3 separate regions of the Homo sapiens genome follow, and all the other regions are linked to region 3. Evidence: read pairs that join two places in POLR2A ChIA-PET (ENCODE). Cell type or tissue: PC-9. All regions are shown on one strand. Region 1 overlaps GYS1 (glycogen synthase 1). Region 2 overlaps ALDH16A1 (aldehyde dehydrogenase 16 family member A1). Region 3 overlaps PPFIA3 (PPFI scaffold protein A3).

Evidence for each region. ChIA-PET counts read pairs that join two places held together with the same protein. Peaks named below come from ENCODE experiments on the same cell type or tissue, not always from the same donor. Only the 100,000 strongest peaks of a DNase experiment are listed, where the experiment ranks them.
Region 1: POLR2A ChIA-PET joins it to region 3 with 6 read pairs; 7 of 35 experiments call an interaction of 5 or more read pairs at or near these places.
Region 2: POLR2A ChIA-PET joins it to region 3 with 9 read pairs; 3 of 35 experiments call an interaction of 5 or more read pairs at or near these places.

The regions. Positions count from the first base shown.
Region 1 is chr19:48,973,872-48,976,371 of GRCh38, forward strand. It overlaps GYS1 (glycogen synthase 1), which reads right to left. Exons shown (of 16, transcript NM_002103.5): 11 at 749-862; 12 at 342-468. Among named protein-coding and RNA genes, the nearest start is that of FTL, 9.8 kb to the left of the region's middle. RefSeq lists an enhancer at 2,401-2,500. In PC-9, no CTCF peak of the experiment used is centred here; no DNase peak of the experiment used is centred here.
Region 2 is chr19:49,455,947-49,458,446 of GRCh38, forward strand. The region is part of intron 1 of ALDH16A1 (aldehyde dehydrogenase 16 family member A1); the gene reads left to right. Among named protein-coding and RNA genes, the nearest start is that of ALDH16A1, 4.0 kb to the left of the region's middle. In PC-9, no CTCF peak of the experiment used is centred here; no DNase peak of the experiment used is centred here.
Region 3 is chr19:49,148,257-49,150,756 of GRCh38, forward strand. It overlaps PPFIA3 (PPFI scaffold protein A3), which reads left to right. Exons shown (of 30, transcript NM_003660.4): 24 at 1-2; 25 at 410-507; 26 at 737-912; 27 at 1,001-1,069; 28 at 1,291-1,462; 29 at 1,824-1,895; 30 at 1,980-2,500. The coding sequence ends at 1,882. Among named protein-coding and RNA genes, the nearest start is that of HRC, 5.9 kb to the right of the region's middle. RefSeq lists an enhancer at 1,267-1,486. In PC-9, no CTCF peak of the experiment used is centred here; DNase peaks (open chromatin) are centred at 1,155, 1,655 and 2,225; H3K4me3 peaks cover 2,255 bases; H3K27ac peaks cover 1,013 bases.

The DNA of each region.
Region 1 (2,500 bases), 170 kb before region 3:
GATGGGCACTGGGAACGTCTTACGAGGAGACTTGGCCACACTCGGCTGTATTTGTGAATTGTGCATTTCATTGCCACTATTTGGGGGGCCACTGCTTTCTGGGAGAAAGCAGTGTGAACTGTGACATCCAGTTCACTAGTCCTCAAAACCCAGTCTTCTAGTTTCTCAATACATGAGCTATTGTATCACAAAAGCACGCGCTGTAGCAGAACAGGTGATTACCATTGTTCCTGTTTTGCAAAGAAGGCAACAGGCTCAGAGAAGGCCAGTGCCTCGCCCCAAGACATGCTAGCTCTGACTAGGATGCCATGACCACGCTGTCCCCTGCCCACTACACTCACCCGGTGTGTAGCCCCAAGGCTCATAGTAGGAGGGGAAGACTCCAAGGTGACAGCCACGGACAAACTCCTCATAGTCCACAGGGAGCAGGGGGCTTGTGGAGGAGAGGAACTCCGGGTGGAAAATCACCTGGTAGTGAAAAAGAAGGACTCAGCCCAAGTGCCTTATTTAGCTAAGCCCTGAGATCCCAAGGTGGCCCAGAGAGGGTAAAAAGCTTGTCTAGCATCACACAGCATGTGTTTGGCAGGACCAATGTTCAAACCCAGGTCTGCCTGCCTCAGAAGCCAGGGTTCTTTCTAACCACAGCAATACCTTTGATAAAACTTATAGGGGAATGGAGTGTGTGAGGCCCAGGACCCAACCCCTTCCCTCTGCCGTGCCCAACCCAGCCCTGACCAAATGCCCTCACCTTCACCCTGTCGGCACTGCTATTGAAGAGGCCGATTCGGCGGATGGTGGTCAGGATGGGGTCTGAGGAGTCATCCAGCATATTGTGGGTGCACACAGGGGGGAAAGACTGCCGCTGCAGGAGCCACAAGAAGGGTAAGGGGTCATGGAAGGGACAGAGAACTCCCTACTTCCTCATGAGCCATGCGGACCCTGGGGGAGCCAAGGAGACCACAAATGCACCGGACGTGGGGCAACAAACCCAAGTGATCACCAGGAGTTGTGGATTCCCACTAGTACAACCTGTAAAGGTTTTCTTTCTTTTCTTTTAAATTATTATTATTTATTTTTGAGGCGGAGTCTCGCTCTGTCGCCCAGGCTGGAATGCAGTGGCACAATCTCGGCTCACTGCAAGCTCCACCTCCCAGGATCATGCCATTCTCCTGCCTCAGCCTCCCGAGTAGCTGGAACTACAGGCGCCTACCACCACGCCCGGTTAATTTTTTGTATTTTTAGTAGAGACGAGGTTTCACTGTGTTAAATCAGGATGGTCTAGATCTCCTGACCTCGTGATCCACCTGCCTTGGCCTCCCAAAGTGCTGGGATTACAGGCGTGAGCCATTGCGCTCAGCCTAATTTTTTTTTTTTTTTTTTTTAATAGAGATGGGGTTTCACTATGTTGGCCAAGTTGGTCTCGAACTCATGGGCTCAAGCGATGCATCCGTTTTGGCCTCCCGAAGTGCTGGGATTACAGACATGAGCCACCACACCTGGCCTGGAAATGTTTTCCTTCCCTTAACCACCATGAGCTTCAAAGAACTAGAATTCCCAGCTGTCTTTGAGGCAAAGCCGTGTTAGCAACTCCCTTACCTCCAAGGACTATGAGGAGTTGCAGCTACCTTGTTCTGTACTCTGGGCTCTATTATTAAAGAAACCCAAAGGAAATATAACTATCCCCAGTCAATGGGGGTGGAGACTGTGCCAATATGGCAGCAAGCTTTGGAGACTGCTGGGAGTTGTAGTTTCCTTATGAAAATTCACTTCCAACCACCAGGCGTGGTGGCTCACGCCTGTAATCCCAGCACTCTGGGAGGCCGAGGCAGGAGGATGACGAGGTCAGGAGATCGAGACCATCCTGGCTAACACGGTGAAACCCCGTCTCTACTAAAAATACAAAAAATTAGCCAGGCGTGGTGGTGGGTGCCTCAGGAGGCTGGGGCAGGAGAACGGCATGAATCCGGGAGGCGGAGGTTGAAGTGAGCCAAGATCGCGCCACTGCACTCCAGCCTGGGCGACAGAGCGAGACTCCGTCTCAAAAAAAAAAAAAAAAAAAAAAAAGAAGAAAAAAGAAAATTCACCTCCAACCCTAACAAAGGCCCAAAGAAACCACAATTTCCAAGAGTCTCTGGAGCAAGACAGAGCTAGTGTGATAGGAAGTCCTGAGGACTGCTGGGGTGTATAGTTCTTAGCAACTGTTCCATCATAGCTCATTAAAGATTTTACTTACCACCACTCTACTGAGTCTAGGGGCCCGAGAAACTACAACTCCCAGCATCCCGATGGCAGAAACATTCATAATGAGGTGGGCTGCTTTAGGGACTATTGGAAATTATAGGTTAGCCAAAAGCAGTTCACGTTTTGTTTCTACAACTTAGCTGTCTGGGTTTCCATTCCCCAGGAAATGGCTCCCCAATGTAGACCACAAGTACTGAAGTCCCTGGACCCCAGAGAATGAAAGAACTCTAACTCCCAGAAGCCTCTGGACAAGGGAAGC
Region 2 (2,500 bases), 310 kb after region 3:
CTTGAAAATAAAATTCCAAAATGTGTCAACATTTGGCTCAACTTCCCTGACAAAAGTCATCTGGGACCAATAGCTCCTGTCTTTTCCATGAATCGTTAAGCTCCTCTTCTCATCCAGGCCCTCTTCTCAGGCCTCCTGGAACCCTCTGGACATTCTTTTGGAATTTTGTTTTTCTTTTGGGGGGAAGCTTTCCAACTTGCACAGAATAATTAGCATTTATTTTGAACTCCTGTTTACCCATCACTGTGCCTCAACCATCATCAACATTTATCCCAGCGCTGTTTCCTTCTGTATTTTCTTTGGAGTAATTTAAACAAATCCTGGATGTCACAGTATTTTCCTATAAATATTTGAATCCTTTCTTCTAACAGATAAGGGCTCATTTTGTTACAAAACTACCATGGTCTGTTACCACACTTAACATTAAGTCATTCTTTTTGTTTTTTGTTTGTTTGTTTGAGACAGGATCTTACTCTGTCGCCCAGGCTAGCATTCAGTAGCGTTCATAGCTCACTGCAGCCTGAAACTCCTGGACCCAAGCAATCCTCCCACCCCAGCCTCCTGACTAGCTGAGACTACAAGTGTGCATCATCATGACTGGCAAATTTTTTACTTTTATTTTTGTAGAGATGGGGTCTTGCTGTGTAGGTCCAGACTAGTCTCAAACTCCTCAGCTCAAGCAATCCTCCCGTCTCAGCGTGGGAAAGTGCAGGGATTACAGATGTGAGCTACCATGCCCGGCCAACAATCATTCTTTAATGTCATCTGATGCCCAGTTCATGTTCAAATATCCCTGACTTTCTCACAGATGTCTCTCTCCCTGTGGGCGTTTGAGTTTGGAACTTCTAAGTAACTTTTTTGCTTTAAAGAGAAAGGAGAAGCCAGGCACAGTGGCTCATGCTTGTAATCCCAGCACTTTGGGAGGCCGAGGCGAGTGGATCACCTGAGGCCAGGAGTTCGAGACCAGCCTGGCCAACATGGTAAAAACCCATCTCTACTAGAAATATATAAATTAGCTGGGCATGGTGGCGGCCGCCTGTAATCCCAGCTACTTGGGAGGCTGAGGTAGGAGAATCACGTGAACCCAGGAGGCGGAGGTTGCAGTGAGCTGAGATCGCACCATTGCACTCCAGCCTGGGAGACAAGAGCAAGACTCCATCTCAAAAAAAAAAAAGAAAGAAGGGCCAGTAAGAGAAAAATCAGGAATATGTGACATCAGAGATGCTAGGGGAGTCTGTAGAAGGAGCAAGTGAGCAGTGTGCTTTGGATTTAGCATCAGGGAAGACGTGACCAGGATGAGAAAGAAATATGGAGGAGAAGTCCGGGCGCAGTGGCTCACGCCTGTAATCTCAGCACTTTGGGAGGCCGAGGCGGGCGGATCACGAGGTCAGGAGATCAAGACCATCCTGGCTAACACAGTGAAACCCCATCTCTACTAAAAATACAAAAAAATTAGCCAGGCGTGGTGGCAGGCGCATGTAGTCCCAGCTACTCGGGAGCCTGAGGCAGGAGAATGGCGTGAATCCAGGAGGCGGACCTTGCAGTGAGCAGAGATCGCGCCACTGCACTCCAGCCTGGGTGACAGAGCAAGACTCTGTCTCAAACAAAAAAAAAAAAAAGAAAGAAAGAAATATGGAGGAGATGTGGTGAGTGAGATGTGGTAAAAAAATTTTTTTTCTTTGAGACAGAGCCTTGCTCTGTTACTCAGGCTGGAGTGCAGTGGCGTGATCTTGGCTTACTACAGCCTCTACCTCCTGGGCTCAAGTGATCCTCCCACCTCAGACTCCCAGGTAGCTGGGACTACAGGCACTCACCACCACACCCGGCTAACTTTTTGTATTTTTTGTAGAGATGAGCTTTCACCATGTTGCCCAGGCTGGTCTTGAATGCCTAGGCTCAGACCACCTCGGCCTCCCAAAGTGGACTCCAAATAGGTGCCACTGTTGTGGCACCAGCCCAAGGACTCAGTTGAGACCCTAATTGAATGAATTAAAGATGTTGACACATCCATAATCCCAGCACTTTGGGAGGCCAAGGCGTGCAGATCACTTGAGGTCAGGAGTTCAAGACCAGCCTGACCAACATGGTGAAACCCCGTCTCTACTAAAAATACAAAAACAAAACTAGCCGCATGTGGTGGCGGGCGCCTGTAGTCCCAGCTACTCAGGAGATTGAGGCGGGAGAATAGCGTGAACCCAGGAGGCGGAGCTTGCAGTGAGCTGAGATCATGCCACTGCACTCCAGCCTGGGTGACAGAGCAAGACTCAGTCTCAAAAAAAAAAAATGAAAAAATGTTCTAGAACTAGAGTGGTGATGGTTACACAACACTGTAAATGCACAGAATGCCACTAAACTGCTGAACTATACACTTTGAAATGCTCTATTTTACCACAAACTTTTTTTTTAAAGCAATAGGAGGAAAAGAATTAGCTGATGGGGCAGAGGGAGACAGACGTCCCCTCCTAGAGGATTCTGGGTAGGGGTTGAACTGCCCCAGCTC
Region 3 (2,500 bases):
AGGTGGGGGCTGCCTGGCCAGTGGGGACAGTCCAAAGGGAAGCCCCACCCCAGAGAGTCTTTGGCCAATAGGATTGGCCATGGGAGATTCCCAGGCTTATCTTGGCCCTTTTAGCCTGAGTTCTCAGGAAATCCTGACTCTGTGCTCCTTTCACCAATGAGATGGTCCACAGGAAAAGTTCAGATCCTGAAATGGCTTGGCTAGTTAACCCTGGACCCCTTCCAGGCTGGCCAGTAGGAAGTGCCTATTATTGAAAATGCCTCACCTCCTGAGGGGGTCAACAGTCAATAGAACTTATCAGCTCCCCACCCTTTCCAAGAAGAGCGCAGCCAGTGGGGAGGGACCCGTAGGAGCAGCAGTCTAGGGGACTGGAAAGCTCATCCGTGACTCCACTTCCCCTGCTGCTCAGGGTGAGTCTACATTATGGGATTATGTGCCTGAAACGGCTCAACTATGACCGGAAGGACCTGGAGCGGAGGCGGGAAGAAAGTCAGACCCAGATCCGAGGTGAGTAGAGCCTAAGGGTCCCTTTGGGAGCCAGGTGGAGGGCGTGGAGCTGGATGGGGAGGAGAGGGGGTAGGGGGAGACCGGAGAAGCAAATTGGCACCATAACCGTGGGGGTGGAGCCAGCGTGGGGGGCGTGGCCCGAAGAGACCAAATGGAGGTGGAGGTATGGGCTAAACTGAACTCTCCAGGCCACGGGAGGGGCACGGCTGAGGGTCCCTTCCGTCCCCAGACGTGATGGTGTGGTCCAATGAGCGGGTCATGGGTTGGGTGTCCGGGCTGGGCCTGAAGGAATTTGCCACGAACCTCACGGAGAGCGGGGTACACGGGGCACTGCTCGCCCTGGACGAGACCTTCGACTACTCCGACCTGGCCTTGCTCCTGCAGATCCCCACGCAGAATGCACAGGTGAGCTGCCGCTGGGCCCGGAGCATGCTGGGCGTCCCCACCTCGCAGACTGCACGCTCCAACCGCCCCCTCCACCTCCTCTTTCCAGGCCCGGCAGCTTCTGGAGAAGGAATTCAGCAACCTTATCTCCTTAGGCACAGACAGGCGGCTGGACGAGGTGGGCGCGGCAACAGCTCAGAGGGCTCTGCTCCCAGCGGCTCCTCGAGAGGCTGAGCTGAGGGGGCGGGGCCTGACTATTAATGGTCACGGTTGGAGGCGGGGCCAGGAGAGGGGCGGGGTTAAAGGAGAGGTGAGACCCGGAGAGGGGTGGAGTCAAAGGAAGGGGCGGAGTCAGACAAGGCAGGAGTCCCTCACCGGCTGTCCGGCTCCTATACCTAGGACAGCGCCAAGTCTTTCAGCCGCTCCCCATCCTGGCGGAAGATGTTCCGGGAGAAGGACCTCCGAGGCGTAACTCCCGACTCAGCTGAGATGTTGCCCCCCAACTTTCGTTCGGCTGCAGCGGGAGCCCTGGGCTCTCCGGGGCTCCCTCTCCGCAAGCTGCAGCCAGAAGGTGGGGGGCTCCCAAATGCGACAGCCCTTCCTCGCTTCCCTAGGGTGGGGCATGGACCACCTCAGTAGTCCGGGTTCTGGAATGGCCTAGTCCTTTCTCGCCCACCCCTGAGGAATGGACTGCTCCAACGTTCCGGACTCCCCCGTCAGGATGAAATGGATAAATCCCACTCCCCCTTCCCAGGGCGGGAGTGAACTCGCCCAATGCGAGTTTGAGTCCTTGGCTGCGGGGAAGGGAGGGAAACCCATGTGGAGCCCGGCGATCGTTGTGACATCGGGAAGGGAAGTCCAAAGGGAGGAATCCTGGAGAGGAACAGGGAGGAGGGTGCTCCAGGCTGAACCGCTGCTCGCTCTCCCTCCAGGCCAGACTTCTGGGAGTTCCCGGGCAGACGGCGTTTCGGTCCGGACCTATTCCTGCTAGTGCAGGCCTCCAGGTGAGGACCGTGCTGGGCGACCTTGGGGGTGCGGGGCGGCACGGTGGATCTTCACTGCTCCACGCGCTGCCCGGCGTCATGCAGGTGACCTCACTCGGACGGAAGAATCTTCCCGAGGCTGGGCTGTTCCCTCTCCTGCCCGGACTGTGGCCTCGCCGGGGAGAGCGGGCGGGGGAGCTCGCGCCGAGGACTGGACCATCTGTACAGACCAGCGGGAGTGCGCGCGCCCGCCTCGCACAGGGCCGGGGCCTGGACCAAACCACATGAACTGGACTGAGAGGGGGAAGAAGCGGGGAGGAAGAAATCCCGCCCCAAACGTCCGCTTTCCTTTTCTCTACTTTGTAATTTATTGATCAGTTTCTGTTGGGAGACGGGTGTCCTTTACCCGCGGGAAGGGGGCGGGGCTTCCCTCCCGGGCCGCATGCGGGGAGAGGCTGCTCCCTCCCCTTTTTCCTGCCCAGTCGCGGGGCCCAAGTCTTCCTTCTTCGTCCGAAAGGAGGGGAGGGGGGACTCGCTGCTACAAGCCTCGCCCCCTGTGCCACTCAGCTCCGCCCCGCCGCGTCCGGTCGCCGGTCCCCCGGGTCATCTGCGGGCGGGTTCCCCTC